4 separate regions of the Homo sapiens genome follow, and all the other regions are linked to region 1. Evidence: chromatin loops called from intact Hi-C (ENCODE). Cell type or tissue: K562. All regions are shown on one strand. Region 1 holds the start of TRA-AGC2-1 (tRNA-Ala (anticodon AGC) 2-1). Region 2 has its middle 13 kb from the start of TRA-CGC2-1. Region 3 overlaps OR2H2 (olfactory receptor family 2 subfamily H member 2). Region 4 has its middle 7.9 kb from the start of TRF-GAA5-1.

Region 1 (5,000 bases):
GGTCAGGAGACCGAGACCATCCTGGCTAACACGGTGAAACCCCGTCTCTACTTAAAAAAAAAAACAAAAAACAAAAAATTAGCCAGGTGTAGTGGAGGGCGCCTGTAGTCCCAGCTACTCGGGAGGCTGAGGCAGGAGAATGGCGTGAACCCAGGAGGCGGTGCTTGCAGTGAGCCGAGATCGCGCTACTGCACTCCAGCCTGGGCGACAGAGCAAGACTCTGTCTCAAAAAAAAAAAAAAAAAGAAAGAAAGAAAGAAAGAAAGAAAATTATCTAGACTGTTTGATGGTGTGAAAGTTGTTTCCAGAGTCATCATGTAATTATTCTCTAACTTGCACCTGAAGAAACCAAGATACCAGTTAGATTACCAGAAGTTCCCCACAAGGAGGTGTTTCTTTTTTTTTTTTTTTCTGTTTGCCCCAAAGTACAGAGAACACTGTGAGAATTGTTTAAGTTTCTGTAAGCATTCAGAAATATCTATGCATGGGGAGACATAGGATGAGTTCCAAATATATGAGATTTTTCTGATGAACCAACCATTTATCTCAGGAGATAGAACTCATTCATACTCAATTACTCTGCTCAGGGAGCCTGCAGACATGCGAATGACATCTCTAGACAATCTACAACCAGAGAGAAGATTGTAACTGGTTGAGTACTGTTTTCTTAAAGTTGACAAAAAGGTGGAGTAATAGTTTTCATGTAAGGAGCTCTTATATGATAATCTAGAAATTGAATTCACTCTATATTCTTTGGGATTTACATCTTGATTTGTTGACAGGGAGAGGGAGGTTTGATTACACTGTTGTAAGTCTCCCACCTTGATTGAATATTAAAAAAGAATTCCTGAACTAGACAGTAAAGGGTTAAATAATCTTTTTTCTTCAATTAAATATGTCTTTGAAAAGAATAAAACTCTACCTTTTGAGTCAGATTGACTACATGGCCTGATGGATTGTGTCTGCTTCCATATCACTGTGCAGCCAATGGTCCTGCCCACCTGCCGCTTCCCACACATTCACCCAGGGTCTCACGCATGGCCACGTCCTCATTCCTCTCAGAAGTCCTTAATTTTTTTTTTTTTTTTTTGAGATGGAGTCTCATTGTGTCACCCAGGCTGGAGTGCAGTGGCATGATCTTGGCTCACTGCAACCTCCGCCTCCGAGGTTCAAGCAATTCTCCTGCCTCAGCCTCCCAAGTAGCAGTGATTACAGGTGGTCGCCACCATGCCCAGCTGATTTTTGAAAGAGGTCCTTAATTTCTCTGTGGAGAAAAATTTTTTTAAAATATGATCTCATTGAAGTATACAACCCCAAAATAAAATATAGTTGAATTTCCAAAATTCATCTACAATGTACCTTAAAATGATTCACTATTGTCCTAGGCCAAAGATAGGCACTGTTTGCTCTCAAAGAAGTACTTCTATCTGTCATATGTCATTTGTTTTCATTGTCCCAAGATGTTTTTGAAATCTCCATCCTATATTTTCTATAGCTTTCTTATATTAAACTCTTGGTTTTTGCATCCTATCCATTTCTACCCTAAATTACAGAGGTGGACTTCCTTAAAGAAGTCTATTGTGGGGAGCAGAAAAAAATATTTCCATTTGGGCCTGAGCCCTAGCATAAAGCAATGGTAATAATTCATGATAATTTTCCTCATGCTTTTACTATATTCCTTTGCAAATTGATTCCCATGATTGAAGCCTGTGAATAATTTTTTTCTGCCACAGTGAGTATAAGTGGCAAAGAGACATTGTGGAACTGTACTTTGAAAATGAGAGAAGAGAGAGAAAAAATGTCAACAGAACAGAAAATTATCTATTTCCCACATCAAGAAAGTCTGGGTCCTCAGTACTAACTCTGAATCTTTCTTTAAAGAAGTAAACTGAAACCCAAGACATCTTAATCTGAGAAAGAATGACTTTTGGAACTTATTTTCTCCATTGAAAATTTCCTAATCACTTCACAGGGACAGAGGTGGCCTGATATTATATCGGAAACCAAGGATTTCCCAATTCTTGAGATATCCTTCAGCTCACACTTTCATTAGGGTTAGCAAAGGGTTTTGGATCTTTAAAATCTATCACAGGGCTTAGAATACAAAGTGGTGTTAATACAAAAGTTCTTGAAGATTTGGTGGTAGCTGATGAGAAGAGGGCTGTGTATTCTGGAATGATTACAAGGTCTTATTCTATTTAAAATGTTTCAGAGCAAGGATACAAACTTCCCAGTTTACATTAGAAGTTAGCACAGCCTTTATTGCAAAACTTGCGAAAAAGAAAATAAAGGCCGGGAGTGGTGGCTCATGCCTGTAATCCCAGCACTTTGCGAGGCGGGCGGATCATGAGGTCAGGAGTTCGAGACCAGCCTGGCCAATATGGTGAAACCCCGTCCCTAAAAAAAATATAAAAAATTAGCCGGGCGCGGTGGCGCGCGCTTGTTGTCCCAGTTACTCGGGATGCTGAGGCAGGAGAATCGCTTGAACCCGGGAGGCGGAGGTTGCAGTGAGTCGAGATCGCGCCACTGCACTCCAACCTGGACGACAGAGTGAGACTCCGTCTCAAGAAAAAAAAAAAAGAAAATGAAAACTTCACATCATATTCAATCATGAATAGTGATTCAAAAAATATTACTAAGTACAATATTGCCAGAGAGGCAAGGAACAGAGTCAATGATTAGAACACAAAAATGATTCAGCAATAGAAATATATATTTTTTGCAATTATGTTTTCTGTTAGAATAGAAAATTGGGGGAAAAAACACAGCCGCGTATTTATACTATACACCCTTACTCCATCCACGTCAAAGCACGTCATATTGCTTCTTAAATGTGCAAAAGAATCTCTTGTGGATCTTGTTAAATTGCTACTTCTGGTTCAGTACGTCTGAGGTGAAGCTGAGATTTCGCTCTTCTAACAAGCTCTCCGGTGCCACCAACTCTTGTGTGGACCAAGAGTCTGAAAGATATCCTTACGATAGAGGGCGCACCTGTCTTAGGTAAAATTACTTCTGTAACGTCATCTAAGGGAAGTCAAATTATCCGGCAGGAGTGAAGACAGAATAAAACTGGAAATCAGTCCGTGAACTTTGAGATCTTCAGCAGAGCATGCTTCCCAGTGGAGCTATTTCGGCAGAAGTGTGACGCCTCTACATTCATTGATGAAAATAACTTTCTCAATTTCCCAGTTTGGAAGGCTTTGCGTTTGTCAGGGCTCAGCCTGCGATGGATCATGGCTAAACAAGGACCAGAAAAAAAATAAAGGAAATCGGCTGGGAGCGGTGGTGGCTTACTCCTGTAATCCCAGCACTGTGGGAGGCCGAGGCGGGAGGATCACGAGGTCAGGAGATCGCGACCATCCTGGCTAACACGGTGAAACCCTGTCTCTACCAAAAAAATAGAAAAAATTAGCCGGGCGTGGTGACGGGCGCCTGTAGTCCCGGCTACTCGGGAGGCTGAGGCAGAAGAATGGCGTAAACCCGGGAGGCGGAGCTTGCAGTGAGCCAAGATCGTGCCACTGGGCGACAGAGCGAGAGACTCCGTCTCAAAAAAAAAAAAGTAATAAAGAAAATTGAGAGCTTACGTTTTTCTTTTATTAAATATTTCCACATTTATCTTTTATTTCCTACTTTTTAAATAACAATACTCCAAAGGTTAATGAGCTCGTCAATTTGGCGACGCCATTGAAGTTTTGGAATCCGGAGCCGTCTTTGTCTTCCAGCTCCATCTTTTCCACCTTTTGCTTAGGCAGTCCCCCGAGTCGTGTCAAGGCTGAGGAGTAGAAATGGAACAGCACTAATATTAATGGCAAAACCGTTGTGAAATAGGGTTACTTTCTGTTTAAGCAAGGAAAATAAAGTAAAGCAATGGGAAAAAAATTAAAAGCAAAAGGAATGGAGGTGCCGGGGATTGAACCCGGGGCCTCGTGCATGCTAAGCACGCGCTCTACCACTGAGCTACACCCCCGTACTGAAACGGTTCTCTCGAGAGTATATTCAAGATCAGAATCTGACCCTTTTGCTAGGTTTCAGAACCATTAGTTGTAATCAGCCAAGGTCTATTTTATTTAGTTATTTCTGATATCTCAAATTTAGGTTTTGCGTCCCTCTTTGCTGACAGCTGAGCAAACCGCATTCTACACCGAAGGCCCTCTATTGATGGCCCTGGGATTTTTCTGCTCGTCAGTCCGGAGTCACTTACCGGGCACCACTAGAAGAACCCGGGATGAAACATTTTCTCCCGTGTCTTGACTCTCTCCTTTCTTTCACCGCTGCTTTAAAGGGCTGCCAGAAAGCCACAAAGTACAAAGCGAGGCATTTAGAGACCATAGTAGATGCAGGTGGCGAGGGAAGACAGGTGGAGAAACGCAGACGGGTTCGTGTCGGTGCAGCCACTGCTTTGGACCCGAGCCTCCGTCCCGCCGGGGGCCGGGGTGCTGAGCCCAGCGAGGCGCGGACTGGGGAGCGAGGAAGAGGAGCACCCGCCAGATCGCGCCCCCTTTCGGGCAGAATCCGCTCCCGGTCCGGTCCCGATTGGCAGAAAACGATACGAGGGCGGTATACACTCAACACGCGCATGAACGATTCATCAAGCCCTCCGTGTGCCGGGTCTGGCTCACCAACCTCATCCTCTGAGCTCCGGGCTTCTGCCTCCCAGCCCAAGGAACCCACAGGGTCTCAGCCAACACTGGGAGAGTAGCTTAAATGGGCAGAAAGACAAGATAAGGGGATGTGGTGAATAACAGAATTATCCAATCCTATTATCAGCCCATCTGAGATTAAAGGGACGTCAATCATACTTGAATACTTTATTTAAAAAAAACAGTTTGCAGAGGGTCGCATACAAGAAGAATAAAGTGGTTTTTTTTTTTTCATAAAAATGTGGATTCAGGAGCATTACCGGAAATAATCAAGGAACGAGGAAGAGTGTGGCGAGAGAGTTCGGGTCCGGTATACCTCTCTCTCCGCACCACATTCTTTTGTAGTACCTGTGAAACATTC
Region 2 (5,000 bases), 150 kb before region 1:
TTGATGGGGCACAAGAACAGATCCAAAAAAATAGGGCTGCCAATCCTCCAGTTAACATAGATGCAGATCAACTATTAGGAACAGGTCAAAATTGGAGCACTACCAATCAACAAGCAATAATGCAAAATGAGGCCATTAAGCAAGTTAGAGCTATATGCCTTAGAGCCTGGGAAAAAAATCCAAGACCCAGGAACCGCCTTCCCCTCATTCAATACAATAAAACAAGGCTCTAAAGAGACCTAGCCTGATTTTGCGGCAAGGCTCCAAGTCAATCACCGATGAGAATGCCTGTAAGGTCATAGTGGAGTTGATGGCATAGGAAAACGCCAATCCTGAGTGTCAATCAGCCATTAAGCCATTAAAAGGAAAGGTCCCAGCAGGATCAGATGTAATCTCATAGTATGTAAAAGCCTGTGATGGAATTGGAGGAGCTATGCATAAAGTTATGCTTATGACTCAAGCAACAACGGGAGTTGCTTTAGGACGATAAGTTAGAACATTTGGGGGAAAATGTTATAATTGTGGACAAATTGTTCATCTAAAAAAATTGCCCAGCCTCAAACAAAATATTCAAGCTACTACAACAACAGATAGAGCCACCTGACTTATGTCCAAGATGTAAAAAAGGAAAACATTGGGATAATCCATGTCCTTCTAAATTTGATAAAAGTGGGCAACCATTGTGGGGAAATGAGAAGAGGGGCCAGCCTCAGGCCCCACAACAAACTGAGGCATTCCCAATTCAGCCCTTTTTTCCTCAGGGTTTTCACAGACAACCCCCACTGTCACAAATGCCTCAGCGAATGAGCCAGTTACCACAATACAGCAATTGTCCCCCGCCACAAGTGGCAATGCAGCAGTAGATTTATGTACTATGCAAGCAGTCTCTCTGCTTCCAGGGGAGCCCCCACAAAAAATCTCCACAGGGGTATATGGCCCACTGCCTGAGGGGACGGTAGGACTAATCTTAGGAAGATCCAGTCTAAATCTAAAGGGAGTTCAAATTCATACTGGTGTGGTTGAGTCAAACTATGAAGGTGAAATTCAATTGGCTATTAGCTCCTCAATTCCTTGGAGTGGCAATCCAGGAGACAGGATTGTTAAATTATTACTCCTGCCTTATATTAAAGTTGGAAACAGTGAGATAAAAGAACAGGAGGGTTTGGAAGCACTGATCTGGCAGGAAAGGCTGCATATTGGGCAAGTCAAGTCTCAGAGAGCAGACCTGTGTGTAAGGCCATTATTCAAAAAAAACAGTTTGAAGGGTTAGTAGACACTGGAGCAGATGTCTCTATCATTGCTTTAAATCAGTGGCCAAAAAATTGGCCTAAACAAAAGGCTGTTACAGGACTTGTCAGCATAGGCACTGCCTCAGAAGTGTATCAAATTACTATGATTTTGCATTGTTCAGGGCCGAATAATCAAGAAAGTACTGTTCAGCCAATGATTACTTCATTTCCTGTTAATCCGTGGGGTCATTTATTACAACAATGGGGTGCAGAAATCACTATGCCGGCTCCATTATACAGCCCCACAAGTCAAAAAATCATGACTAAAATGGATATATACCAGGAAAGGGACTAGGAAAAAATGAAAATGGCATTAAAGTCCCAATTCAGAGTGACAAAAATCGAGAAAGAAAAGGAATAGGGTATCCTTTTTAGGGGCTACCACTGTAGAGCCTCCTAAACGCATTCCATTAACTTGGAAAACAGAAAAACCGGTATGGGTAAATCAGTGGCCACTACGAAAACAAAAACTGGAGGCTTTACATTTATTAGCAAAGGAGCAATTCGAAAGAGGACATATTGAGCCTTCATTCTCTCATTCTCGCCTTGGAATTCTCCTGTGTTTGTAATTCAGAAAACATCCGGCAGATGGCGTATGTTAACTGACTTAAGGGCCGTAAATGCCGTAATTCAACCCAAGGGGCATCTCCAACCCGGGTTGCCCTCTCCGGCCATGATCCCAAAAGACTGGCCTTTAATTATAATTGATCTGAAGGATTGCTTTTTTACCATTCCTCTGGAGGAGCAGGATTTTGAAAAATTTGCCTTTACTATACCAGCTATAAATAATAAAGAACCAGCCACCAGGTTTCAGTGGAAAGTGTTACCTCAGGGAATGCTTAATAGTCCAACAATTTGTCAGACTTTCCTAGATCAAGCTCTTCAACCAGTTAGAGATAAGTTTTCAGACTGTTATATCATTCATTATGTTGATGATATTTTATGTGCTGCAGAAACGAGAGACAAATTAATTGACTGTTACACATTTCTGCAAGCAGAGGTTGCCAACGCAGGACTGGCAATAGCATCTGATAAGATTTAGACCTCTACTCCTTTTCATTATTTAGGTATGCAGATAGAAAATAGAAAAATTAAGCCACAAAAAATAGAAATAAGAAAAGACACATTAAAAACATTAAATGACTTTCAAAAATTGCTAGCAGGTACTAACTGGATTCGGCCAACTCTAGGCATTCCTACTTATGCCATGTCATATTTGTTCTCCATCTTAAGAGGAGACCTAGACTTAAATAGTAAAAGAATACTAACCCCAGAGGCAACAAAAGAAATTAAATAAGTGGAAGAAAAAATTCAGTCAGCGCAAATAAATAGAATAGATCCCTGTGGGGAAAAGAGAGATCAGACTGTGACTGTATCTATGTAAAAAGAAGTAGACATAAGAGACTCCATTTTGTTCCATACTAAGAGAAATTCTTCTGCCTTGAGATGCTGTTAATCTATAACCCTAGCCCCAACCCTGTGCTTGCAGAGACATATGCTGTGTTGACTCAAGGTTTAATGGATTTAGAGCTGTGCAGGATGTGCTTTGTTAAAAAAGTGCTTGAAGGTAGTATGCTTGTTAAAAGTCATCATCATTCTCTAACCTCAAGTACCCATGGACACAATACACTGCAGGCACCTCTGCCTAGGAAAGCCAGGTATTGTCCAAGGTTTCTCCCCATGTGATAGCCTGAGATATGGCCTTGTGGGAAGGGAAAGACCTGACCGTCCCCAAGACACCCATAAAGGGTCTGTGCTGAGGAGGATTAGTAAAAGAGGAAGTCCTCTTTGCAGTTGAGATAAGAGGAAGGCATCTGTCTCCTGCTCCTCCCTGGGAATGGAATGTCTCGGTGTAAAACCCAATCGTACGTTCCAGTTACTGAGATAGAGAAAACCGCCTTATGGCTGGAGGTTAGAAATGCTGGCGGCAATACTGTTCCTTAATGCACCAAGATGTTTGTGTAAAGTCAAACATAAATCTGGCCTATGTGCACATCAAGGCACAGCACTTTTCCTTAAACTTATTTATGACACAGAGATCTTTGTTCACATTTTTTCCTGCTGACCCTCTCCCCACCATTACCCTATAGTCCCGCCACATCCCCTTCTCCGAGATGGTAGAGATAGTGAACAATAAATACTGAGGGAACTCAGAGACCAGTACCGGCGGCACGGGTCCTCCATATGCTGAGCGCCGGTCCCCTGGGCCCACTTTTCTTTCTCTATACTTTGTCTCTGTGTCTTATTTCTTTTCTTAGCTTCTCATCCCACCTGATGAGAAACACCCACAGGTGTGGAGGGGCAGGCCACCCCTTCAGATCCCTTAGCCCCACTCCAACTTTTGATTTTTGCTCCTGCACATTCTCCAACAGGCATCATTGTTCAAAATACTGATCTTGTGGATTGGTCATTCCTTCCTCACAGTACAATGAAGACTTTTACGTTGTACTCGGATCAAATAGCTACATTAATTGGTCAGGCAAGATTACAAATAATAAAATTCTGTGGAAACGACCCAGACAAAATAGTTGTTCCTTTAACCAAGGAACAAGTTAGACAAGCCTTTATTAATTCGGGTGCATGGCAGATTGGTCTTGCTGATTTTATGGGAATTATTGATAATCATTACCCAAAAACAAAAATCTTCCAGTTTTTAAAATTGACTACTTGGATTTTACCTAAAATTACCAGACATGAATCTTTAAAAAATGCTCTGACAGTGTTTACTGATGGTTCCAGCAATGGGAAAGCGGCTTACACAGGGCCAAAAGAGCAAGTAATCAAAATTCAATATCAATCGGCTCAAAGAGCAGAGTTGGCTGCAGTCATTATAGTGCTATAAGATTTTGATCAACCTATTAATATTGTATCAGATTCTGCATATGTAGTACAGGCTACAAGGGATGTTGAGACAGCTCTAATTAAATATAGCATGGACGATCAGTTAAACTAGCTGTTCAATTTATTACAACAAACTGTAAGAAAAAGAAATTTCCCATTTTATATTACTCATATTCGAGCACACACTAATTTACCAGGGCCTTTAACTAAAGCAAATGAACAAGCTGACTTACTGGTATCATCTGCATTCATAAAAGCACAAGAACTTCATGCTTTGACTCATGTAAATGCAGCAGGATTAAAAAACAAATTTGATGTCACATGGAAACAGGCAAAAAATATTGTACAACATTGCACCCAGTGTCAAATCCTACACCTGCCCACTCAAGAGGTAGGAGTTAATCCCAGAGGTCTGTGTCCCAATGCGTTATGGCAAATGGGTGTCACGCATGTACCTTCATTTGGAAGATTATCATGTGTCCATGTAACAGTTGACACTTATTCACATTTCATATGGGCAACCTGCCAGAGAGGAGAAAGTACTTCCCATGTTAAAAAAAAACAGTTATTATCTCGTTTTGCTGTAATGGGAGTTCCAGAAAAAATTAAAACTGACAATGGACCAGGATACTGTAGTAAAGCTTTCCAAAATCCAAAAAATCTTATATCAGTGGAAAATTACACATACAACAGGAATTCCCTATAATTCCCAAGGACAGGCCATAGTTGAAACAACTAATAGAACACTCAAAACTCAATTAGTTAAACAAAAAGAAGGGGGAGACAGTAAGGAGTGTACCATTCCTCAGATGCAACTTAATCTAGCACTCTATACTTTAAATGTTTTAAACATTTATAGATATCAGACTA
Region 3 (5,000 bases), 750 kb after region 1:
TACAGAACCTTTACTCTCATTCACCCAGTACATTGGTGTTACTGGCCTTTAAATTTTGGACTCTCTTTTTGGTGGTGTCTGAAAGACTACAAGATTTAGGGAGAGTGATTCTTGGAGTCTTTCGATAATGTTCCTGTGAACCCTGGTGATTTTAACATGCTTGTGGCCACTCTTGCCTCCTACTTGTAAGCTACTCATGGCAAGGACGAAGCATGTGGACCAATTTCCACCCCTCCCTGAAAGTCAGTTGGTTCAGAAACTTAGGTTGCTAAAAAGGCCAGGGCAACCAACCTGATCTCTCTATAAGTAGGGATATCTTAAAACAAAACAAAATCTCTCTCATAGATAAAACACTGTCTCTGATAAGCTTACTTGCAAATGAAAAAATACAAAATAAATGGAATGTACAGAGTTCTATAAAATTCATTCAACCAATAGAGCAATAATTGAGCCTACAGAGACAACTTATCAGAAAATTCATTCAATATACCTTACGAGATCATCCAATAGATAAGAGACAACTCTAGAACAGCATTCAGAACATAGTGGCACTCAATAAATTTCCCCTGAATGAATGAATTAATGAATTAGTGCATATTTTAATCAGCCTCCTTTGCCCTCACCCAGGAAGTCAGAGGCACCAGTGTGAGTATCCATCTGCTGTCCAGTACATTCATGGATTCCTCACTCTCACTAGACAATGTTTGACCAGGAAGAACAGGGAATGAGAAGGAGCTGCTGGATGGTGATGAGCCTTGGAAAGGGAGGCTGGGCGAGCAGAGACAGAAGAGAAACACCTACCTGCTGTGACCTCACAAACACCCAGGCTGAGTTTTGATAAGACAGGTTGAATCACACTGGAGTGACAGCCTCATCCCTCCAGGTACAAACAAGAACAGGCCATGGTTAACCAAAGCTCCACACCGGGCTTCCTCCTTCTGGGCTTCTCTGAACACCCAGGGCTGGAAAGGACTCTCTTCGTGGTTGTCCTCACTTCCTACCTCCTAACCCTAGTGGGCAACACACTCATCATCCTGCTGTCTGCGCTGGACCCCAAGCTCCACTCTCCAATGTACTTTTTCCTCTCCAACCTCTCCTTCTTGGACCTCTGTTTCACCACGAGTTGTGTTCCCCAAATGCTGGTCAACCTCTGGGGCCCAAAGAAGACCATCAGCTTCCTGGACTGCTCTGTCCAGATCTTCATCTTCCTGTCCCTGGGGACAACTGAGTGCATCCTCTTGACAGTGATGGCTTTTGATCGCTACGTGGCTGTCTGCCAGCCCCTCCACTATGCCACCATCATCCACCCCCGCCTGTGCTGGCAGCTGGCATCTGTGGCCTGGGTCATTGGGCTAGTGGAGTCAGTGGTCCAGACACCATCCACCCTGCACCTGCCCTTCTGCCCCGATCGGCAGGTGGATGATTTTGTCTGTGAGGTCCCAGCTCTAATTCGACTCTCCTGTGAAGACACCTCCTACAATGAGATCCAGGTGGCTGTTGCCAGTGTCTTCATCTTGGTTGTGCCTCTCAGCCTCATCCTTGTCTCTTACGGAGCCATTACCTGGGCAGTGCTGAGGATTAACTCTGCAAAAGGGCGGAGGAAAGCTTTTGGGACCTGCTCCTCCCATCTCACTGTGGTCACCCTCTTCTACAGCTCAGTCATTGCTGTCTACCTCCAGCCCAAAAATCCCTATGCCCAAGAGAGGGGCAAGTTCTTTGGTCTCTTCTATGCAGTGGGCACTCCTTCACTTAACCCTCTCATATACACCCTGAGGAACAAGGAGGTAACCAGGGCATTCAGGAGATTGCTGGGGAAGGAAATGGGGCTCACACAAAGCTGAGGGAGAGCTGCTTAATGTGCTTTAAAAGAGAGGAGATTCTATGTGCTTTTATCAGAAAGTTTGAGTTCCCTGCCCCTCTGCCTTCTTCACACCCATTACATTGTGGGAATGGATGAAAGCCACATGTCTGTGTGTGTGCATGTATGTGTGCAAGAGACAGCGACTGAAATGTAGTAAAGGGAGGTATCTTTATGCGAAAAATTATAGGCATCAAGTATATTTTATATTTTTTTCTACTTTAAGTCTTCGCCTCCATAGTCATGTTCCTACCTTTATCACTTCCATTTTTAATTCCCCTCCCTTGCCATATCCCCACTATTCCTTCACCTCCAATTCTAATTCCTACCATATCTTCTTTGCTTCTCCCTCATGTTTTTCCCACTTCACTATATGTCTGTTTTGTATTCTCATTCTATTTTATTCCTCAAATAACAGCAAAAGAGAAGGGGAAGCTGAAGCCCAGCTAAGTTCGGAAACTCACCCAAGAACACACAGTGTCCACAGCATCAGAACTAAAATCCAGGCCCCATAATTTTCAGTCAGGCAACTCTCAAATACACACTGTTGCTTTCACACCATAATCAAATATCCCAGTATTTCAGGCTTGAGCCTTACAAAGGAAACTTAGCTTCTTCAGTCCTATTTCTTCTCTTACAATGCCCACAAATCGCAGGTAAAGGAGCAGCCAAAAAGACACAAAAATATCTTCATGTTTAGGCTGGCACATTGTGGACCTTGGTGTCATCTACCGGCCAAATATGGTATTGCATGTGACATCCCAGACTTCTGCTCCAGGGTCATCCGAACTGTACTTTGCTCAAAGACATAGATATGGTTATGATACTATAAGCATTTATGTAATTGTTATGTTAACCCAAGTAACACTTAAAGTACAGATGCTCCTTGACTTATAATGATGTTACCTCCCAAAAAACCTATCATATACTGAAAATATTGTAAGTTGAATATGCATTTCATACACCTAACCTACCAAACATCATAGCTTAGCCTAGCCTACCTTAAACATACTCAGAACACTTACATTAGCCTACAGTTCAGCAAAATCCTCAATACAAAGTCTATTTTATAATAAAGTTTTGAATATCTCATGTAATTTACTGAATACTGTACTAAAAGTGAAAAAACAGAATGGTTATATTGGTACTCAAAGTACGGTTTCTACTGAATGTATCTCTTTTGCATTATTATAAAGTCAAAAAATGGTCAAAGTCAGGAACCCCCTGCAATTTACACATATTGACTTATTTAACCCTTATAACAACACTATGAAGCAGATAATATTATTATCCTTTTTCAGAGGTAAAAACTAAAACACAGAATTTATGTTACCACTTGCAAATGTGCAAGACAGGATTTGAACCCAGGAAAACTGGCTCCAGACTCCTTGCTCTTAACCTTGCCTTTTGGTAAAAATAATGCCTCCCAGGCCCAGGTGAAAAGCTTCAACTTCTCAACAAGCTTTGAGGAAATCATTTCAATCTAAAACTATATCTAAATGATCCCCCAGCCGAAGGGGTTTCACTTCCTTAAAATAAGAGTTTTTCAAATACTTCAAAGCATAAGAAACAACAGAACAATAAAACTTTTGGAAAAAGTTGTGTTACAGTTCATTGTGTGTGTGTTTCTGGCTTAGTTCACCCACTAGATTTCAGGCTCTCAGAAGGCAAGGACCAGAATTTTGCATAAAATTGGCACCCAGTTTTATAAATGTATAAGTGAATGAATGAATGAATGAATGAATCTTACTCTCCAAAGAGAATATATAAAAGGTTCTGGGGTTCCAATCCCACATACGCTGTCTCCCAGCTTTTCCCTGGCAAGGGCAGCAATACCAAATTCCCTTTTGAGTACACGCCGATAAAATAAGAAAAAGGAAAATCTTAGTTTTATTTCTAGTTCCAACATAAAATGATTTTGATTCAACATTTATCCTGGCATCAGCACAGAACAGCAACATTAATTCTATTATAATCCTAATCTTTATCCTAGCCATCCTTGTGTTAATCTTATTGTCTCCTTGACCTCGTTATTAGAGCATATTCTAATCTTAATGTAGAGCCCCCATTTTATATTTAATAATCCTAATCAGTCAGGCGCAGTGGCTCACACCTATAATCCCAGCACTTTAGGAGGCCAAGGCGGGCGGATCACGAGGTCAGGAGTTCGAGACCAGCCTGACCAACATGGTGAAACCCTGTCTCTACTAAAAATACAAAAAAAAAACTAGCCTGGCGTGGTGGCGTGCTCCTGTAATCCCAGCTACTTAGGAGGCTAAGGCAGGAGAACCTGGGAGGCGGAGGTTGCAGTGAGCCGAGATCATGCCACTGCACTCCAGCCAGGGCGACACAGTGAGACTCTATCTCAAATAATCATAATCATAATCATAATCTCAGCCCTACAGGTAAGGCTAAGCTTAATTCCACTTTTCAAATCACTGTAGTAAGACCTTTTTTTCATGACCCCCTCTATCTGCTTTCTCTTACTGGCACCTAGAAATGTCTACACTTTTCTCCTGTTTATCATCTCCCTACAGCCAGAGGCTATAATGTTTGTATATAGTAAAATCGTTTCTAGACTGACTCTAGGGGAAATGCAACAGAGAATTAAATAAAGCAGTCTAAAAGAATCTGCTTTGTTGAATAAATGGTTTAACATAGGACTTAGGACTAACATCTCTTATCCTAAATTCATTGTTTCCATGTGACAGTCATCTATTGGATACTCTGTGAGAAAATCCAATATAAAGTTACTCAGTCACAACCCCCACAATGTCCAGTGAAAATAGGGATGGTCAGGCACATAGTGCCAGCATACATGACAGTTACACAACTGAATTGGAGCAAATAAGAGTCTACAGGAATACAGAATTAAAGAATAATGTGTGTGAGTGCTTGGAGCGGCAGTGATCATGGAAGCCTCTTAGAGGTTTGAACCACAGAAGAGTAAACAAAATAAGAAGTATTTGCTGACTGTGTAGAAATGAGATGATGCAAAGACCCCCTTTTTAGGGGCTTGGGGACTCCTAAGCATGGAAATAAAGCAAAATCCTGTGTTTCTTCAAGGAAAATTCCAGGCACCTAGCTGGCTCTGAGAAATAAGTAGCAACTTGAAAAGCAACAAGGTAATAGCAGCCTAAGA
Region 4 (5,000 bases), 65 kb before region 1:
TAGAGGCATGACTGGAAGTCTGGCTGCATCCCGGGCCGCTGAGTCAGCTTTCTGGTTACCACGGGCAATGGCCGTGTTTTCTCCTGGATGTCCTTTGCAGTGGATTACAGCCACCTGCTGAGGGAGCCATACGGCTTCAAGCAGGGCTAGAATTTCTTCTTTGTTTTTGATAGTCTTTCCTGCTGAGGTGCCCACGCTCCTGATAGATGGCTCCATGTACATGTACAGTAGTTAAAGCATACCTGCTGTCAGTGTAAATGTTAATAAGTTTATCCTTACCCCATCGGAGAGCCTGAGTGAGGGCGATCAATTCAGCTTTTTGTGCCGAGGTATTTGCCGGTAAAGCCTGGGCCCATAGCACATCTGTCTTTGTAGTAATGGCTGCACCAGCCTTTCGTACTCCCTGTTTTGAGAAAGCTGCTACCGCCTGTAAACATGGCGGCGTCCACCTTCTTTAGGGGCACATCTTGGAGATCAGGTGGGCCAGTTTCTGTAGTTTCTAACAGTTCCTGGCAGTCATGGACAGGTGTAGTGAAGTCTGGATCAGGGAGTAAAGTAGCTGGATTTAAACACCTTCTGGGAGAGAAAGTCAAACGAGGCTGATCTAACAGTAAACTCTGATACTGCAGGATGCGAGCATTTGACATCCATTTGCCAGAAGCACTTCGTAATAAAGTCTCTACGGCATGAGGAGCGGTAAAGGTTAAATTTTGACCTAGAGTTAACTTATCAGCCTCTTAGACTAGGCTTGCTGTTGCCACTATGACTCGCAGACAAGTTGGCCATCCAGAGGCCACAGGATCCAGCCTCTTAGACAAATAGGCCACTGGGCATCTCCAGGGTCCTAAAGTCTGAGTAAGCACCCCCTTAGCAACTCCCTGGCTTTCGTGGACAAACAGGTGAAACGGCTCTGGGATATTTGGGAGGGCTGGAGCAGGGGCTTCAGTTAATGCCTTTTTCAGATTTTGAAAAGCCTGTTCTTCTGTGTCCATCTAAACTAGCCGGCTATTCCCTCCTGTAGCAGTGTACAGGGGCTTCGCAATCTCCGCGAACCCCGACATCCATAGGCGACAGTATCCTACGGCCCCCAGGAATTCACGTACCTGTCTCTTGGTGGTGGGAGTGGGGATTCGTAGGATGGCTTCTTTCCGGGCACTGGTGAGTGCCCTTTTTCCTTGGCTTATGTCGTATCCTAGGTAGGACACTGTGGGAAGACAAAGCTGGACCTTCTTGGCTGAGACTCGATACCCGAGCTCCTGAAGGAGGTAAAGTAGGTCCCTAGTATGTTGCAGGCAACTGTCTTTAGTTTCAGTAGCTAATAAAAGGTTGTCCACCTACTGAAGAAGAGTACAGTTAAGGTGACTAGCTTGGAATGGTATAGGATCCTGCTGGAGGGCCTCTCCAAAAAGGGTGGGGGAATTTTTAAAACCTTGAGGTAACTGAGTCCAAGTCAATTGGGTAGTGTCTCCTGAGCTAGGATCTGTCCATTCAAAAGCAAAGATCAGTTGGCTCTTGGGGGCCAGAGAAATAGCAAGGAAGGCATCCTTTAGGTCAAGGACAGTGTATATACTGTAAGTTCTGGCGGGAGCAGGTTGAGTAGAGTATAAGGATTGGGGACAGTTGGATGGACAGTAACAGTCTGTTTGTTAACTTCCCTTAAGTCCTGTACCGGCTGGTAATCATTCGTTCCGGGTTTCTGGACCGGCAAAAATGGAATATTCCAGGCGGACTGACACGGTGTGAGTATGCCAGCTTGTAACAGTCATTGAATATGGGGATTAATCTCCTGTCTAGCCTGCTGACTCATAGGATATTGCTTTACCTGGACAGGCAAGGCAGTGGCCAGGAGTTCTACAACCACTGGTGGATGGTGTTTAGCCAGTCCTGGGGGGTTTGACTGGCCCAAACTCTGGGAAAGAGTGTCTGTAAGTCCAACAGGAGAGGATTAGTATTATTTTCCAGTGGTTGTGATGGTGACACTAAAAGATTTTCCTCTGACAGAGGGGTAGTTAGCAGGAGTTGGGCAGTGGGGGGCGCTGTATTTCCTAGCATGACGTTAGCCTGCTGGGCTGAGAAGGAGATAGAGGCCTGTAACTTATGGAGCAGATCTCCTCCGAGGAGAGGAAAAGGACACTCTGGAACCACAAGAAATGACTGTCTCACTCTTTTCTGTCCCAAGCTCACTTCTCGTGAGTGTGTGACAGGATATTCCTGAATAGCTCCAGTAGACCTTTGTACAGCCACTCTTTTATTAGAGACACTGCCCAAGGGGGTCTGTAGTACCGAGTGCTCCGCCCCGGTAGCTACTAGGAAGCGTACAGGCTGGCCCCTCACTGTAGCGGTCACCGTGGGCTCCTGGGGGCCAAGAGAGAGGGAGTCCTGGCTCCATCAGTCATCAGACTCTTCCGTTGCGGGGAGGGTGAGGGCCTTTTTCTTTTCTGATTTTTCCTCTGGCCGTAGTGGGCATTCCTTTTTCCAGTGCCCAGTCTGCTTGCAATAAGCACATTTGTCCTTTTCTAGGGGAGCCTGTTCTCCTCTTTTGCCCTTCTGGTAGGGACCTGAGGTTCCCTGGCTATTCCTCTGTGATGGGGGCCTTCCCTTCTTGACCTCTCCGATGGCCGCAGCTAAGATTTTTGCTTGTCTTTTGTATGCTTTATCAGCTGCTGCCTGTGCTGTTTGTTTTCTTTTTTCAAACTCTCGATTGTCAAAAACTTTTTGGGCTATCTCTAAAAGCTGAGTGATATTCATCCCAGGAAATCCCTCCAGTTTTTGGAGTTTTCTTTTAATATCAGGGGCTGCCTGAGCCACAAATGCCAAATTAAGAGCACGGCTATTTTCGGGAGCCGCCGGGTCAAAAGAGGTGTAAGTCCGATAGGCCTCCTGGAGGCGTTCTAAAAACGCTCCCGGTGACTCATCAGGCCCTGTGCGACTTCAGTCATCTTAGACAAGTTTATGGGTTTCTGAGCAGCTCCTTTGATACCTGCAAGGAGATACCGGTGAAAATCGTCCAAAGCTTTCTTCCTACCCGAGGAATTCGTGTGCCAGTTAGGCCGGGTAGAGGGAAAGACCTCCTCAAGAAAGTCTCTAGCTTCCTCCTCTGGCCTATTGGCTGATGTGAGGAAATACTTTCTGGCCTCTCTTCGGATATGTTCCCTCTCTTCAGAGGTAAAAAGGGTCAAAAGGAGCTGCTGACAGTCATCCCAGGTGGGCCGATGGGTCCGGAGCACAGACTCCATCAGTGAGATCAAGACCTGGGGCTTTTCAGAGAAGGGAGGATTATGAGCCTTCCAGTTACAGAGGTCAGAAGGAGAAAAAGGGACATAAACCAAGAATGGGGCTGAGCGCTCATCACCCGGAGGGACTTGTGCTTCTTTCCGCGGTAGAGGGGGGGCTACTTCCTCCTGCCGCGGCCGCAATCGAGAGGCAATAGGCGGCGAGCCTACAGGGGATGTAGTCGAGGAGACAAGGGAAGATTCTAAGGGAGCAGGACGGTTATAAGGCGGCGGAACTGAGTGGGGGAGACTCTCCTCTTCTTCAGAGGGAGGCAGTACAGGGTGAGCCGAACAGACTGAGGGTCCAGGCGGAAGTGCGGTCTGGCTCAAAACGACCTTGGAGGCAGAATTATGAATGGCGCATGAGCGGAGCCATGGTGGGGAGCTTCTGACCAAACTCAGCCATTGATCAATGTGGGGAAACTGATCGGGGTGGCCGGGAGTTCCAGCAACAACCCGCCACACAGCCTGAACAATTGCTAGGTTCAGTGACCCTACTGGGGGCCATCCGACTCCAAACTTTGGCCATTCTACTTCGCAGAGTGTCCGGAGTTTGCCTTTTTAAAGGCGGACCCCATAATCCTCTGAGAAGCCTAGAGAAAAATTCTGCAGCATACATTGGAGGGGGCTCCAATCCTTACAGGGCCGGGAAGAGGAGTTTCCCATTTTTGGAGGCAGTTTGACAAGGTTTGAGCAGGGATATCAAACCCAGCACGGACAGAAAAACTCATTCCCTAGGGGGCTGGAGTATCGGAAGAACAGAATTAACATAACCAGAAGGAGCCGAAAGACAACAATAGCTCACACTACTTGCCACAGGACGGTTAACTAGCTTTAAGATTGAGGGAGGTCGGGCGCAGTGGCTCACGCCTGTAATCCCAGCACTTTGGGAGGCTGAGGCGGGCGAATCACGAGGTCAGGAGATCGAGACCATCCTGGCTAACACGGTGAAACCCCGTCTCTACTAAAAATACAAAAAATTAGCTGGGTGTGGTGACGGGTGTCTGTAGTCCCAGCTACTTGGGAGGCTGAGGCAGAAGAGTGGCCTGAACCTGGGAGGCGGAGCTTGCAGTGAGCTGAGATCGCGCCACTGCACTCCAGCCTGGGCGACAGAGAAGACTGTCTCAAAAAAAAAAAGAATAATTATCCAAGATTGAGGGAGGAGGACTAGAGGCCAACCTTAGGTCTCCTTGGCTGGATGGACCTAGGCGTCCTCCCTCTTTCCCTGGACCTGTAGCCTAAATACTTTTGGTGTCTCCACGACTCAAAGGCAAATAGCTCAAATTCGGCCTTTTCTTTTAAGAGTTTGAGGAGTGAGAGCAGAGCCAAGTCCTGGAGACGCTGAACTTGCTGTGACACGGGAAAACGAGATGTACGGGGTAAGTGGTAGGGATGAGGAGGAAAAAGGGCCACTCGGATCTTTCCTAGGGTAGGAGAGTAGCCACAGAGGAATAGAATAAGGGTTTAAACGAAGTAAAGTGGTACGGGCGTAGGTTTCTCTGCACAGTGCCGTATTTAAGGGCACAGAAAAAGTTACGGGATGACAAAAGAGGTGAGCAAGGAGGTCTGCAGGGTGGCTATTTTGAACCTACCACCGGTTTAGTCTGGAGGTGGCCCAGTCACTTGGACATGGGGTATGACAATCTAAATGCCAGCAATCTTCATGGTGCCAGAAATCCCAAACAGGCGAATGTTCCTCACACTCGTTCCCGTTCCCGTAACAACACC

What was found. Peaks named below come from ENCODE experiments on the same cell type or tissue, not always from the same donor. Only the 100,000 strongest peaks of a DNase experiment are listed, where the experiment ranks them.
Region 2: it touches region 1 in a loop (9-fold over the local background); 34 of 110 quality-filtered maps call a loop at or near these places.
Region 3: a loop joins it to region 1, with 7 times the contacts of the local background. A loop is called at or near these places in 15 of 110 quality-filtered maps.
Region 4: a loop joins it to region 1, with 6 times the contacts of the local background. A loop is called at or near these places in 3 of 110 quality-filtered maps.

The regions. Positions count from the first base shown.
Region 1 is chr6:28,834,550-28,839,549 of GRCh38, forward strand. TRA-AGC2-1 (tRNA-Ala (anticodon AGC) 2-1) reads right to left here and starts at 3,966; the gene lies at 3,895-3,966. LOC124901296 (a long non-coding RNA gene) reads right to left here and starts at 4,474. Exons shown (of 2, transcript XR_007059539.1): 1 at 4,201-4,474; 2 at 2,692-3,771. RefSeq lists enhancers at 2,771-3,762, 3,763-4,754. In K562, CTCF peaks have their summits at 2,980 and 4,494 (motif pointing left); DNase peaks (open chromatin) are centred at 2,972, 3,732 and 4,492; H3K4me3 peaks cover 2,575 bases.
Region 2 is chr6:28,684,751-28,689,750 of GRCh38, forward strand. No RefSeq gene overlaps it. Among named protein-coding and RNA genes, the nearest start is that of TRA-CGC2-1, 13 kb to the left of the region's middle. In K562, a CTCF peak has its summit at 1,884; DNase peaks (open chromatin) are centred at 1,871 and 3,118; H3K4me3 peaks cover 330 bases.
Region 3 is chr6:29,587,043-29,592,042 of GRCh38, forward strand. OR2H2 (olfactory receptor family 2 subfamily H member 2) reads left to right here. Exons shown (of 2, transcript NM_007160.4): 2 at 628-3,458. The coding sequence starts at 903. The coding sequence ends at 1,841. Among named protein-coding and RNA genes, the nearest start is that of OR2H2, 4.4 kb to the left of the region's middle. In K562, a CTCF peak has its summit at 2,589 (motif pointing left); a DNase peak (open chromatin) is centred at 2,609; H3K27me3 peaks cover 354 bases.
Region 4 is chr6:28,769,830-28,774,829 of GRCh38, forward strand. No RefSeq gene overlaps it. Among named protein-coding and RNA genes, the nearest start is that of TRF-GAA5-1, 7.9 kb to the left of the region's middle. In K562, CTCF peaks have their summits at 101, 2,026 (motif pointing right) and 2,892; DNase peaks (open chromatin) are centred at 52, 2,042 and 2,912.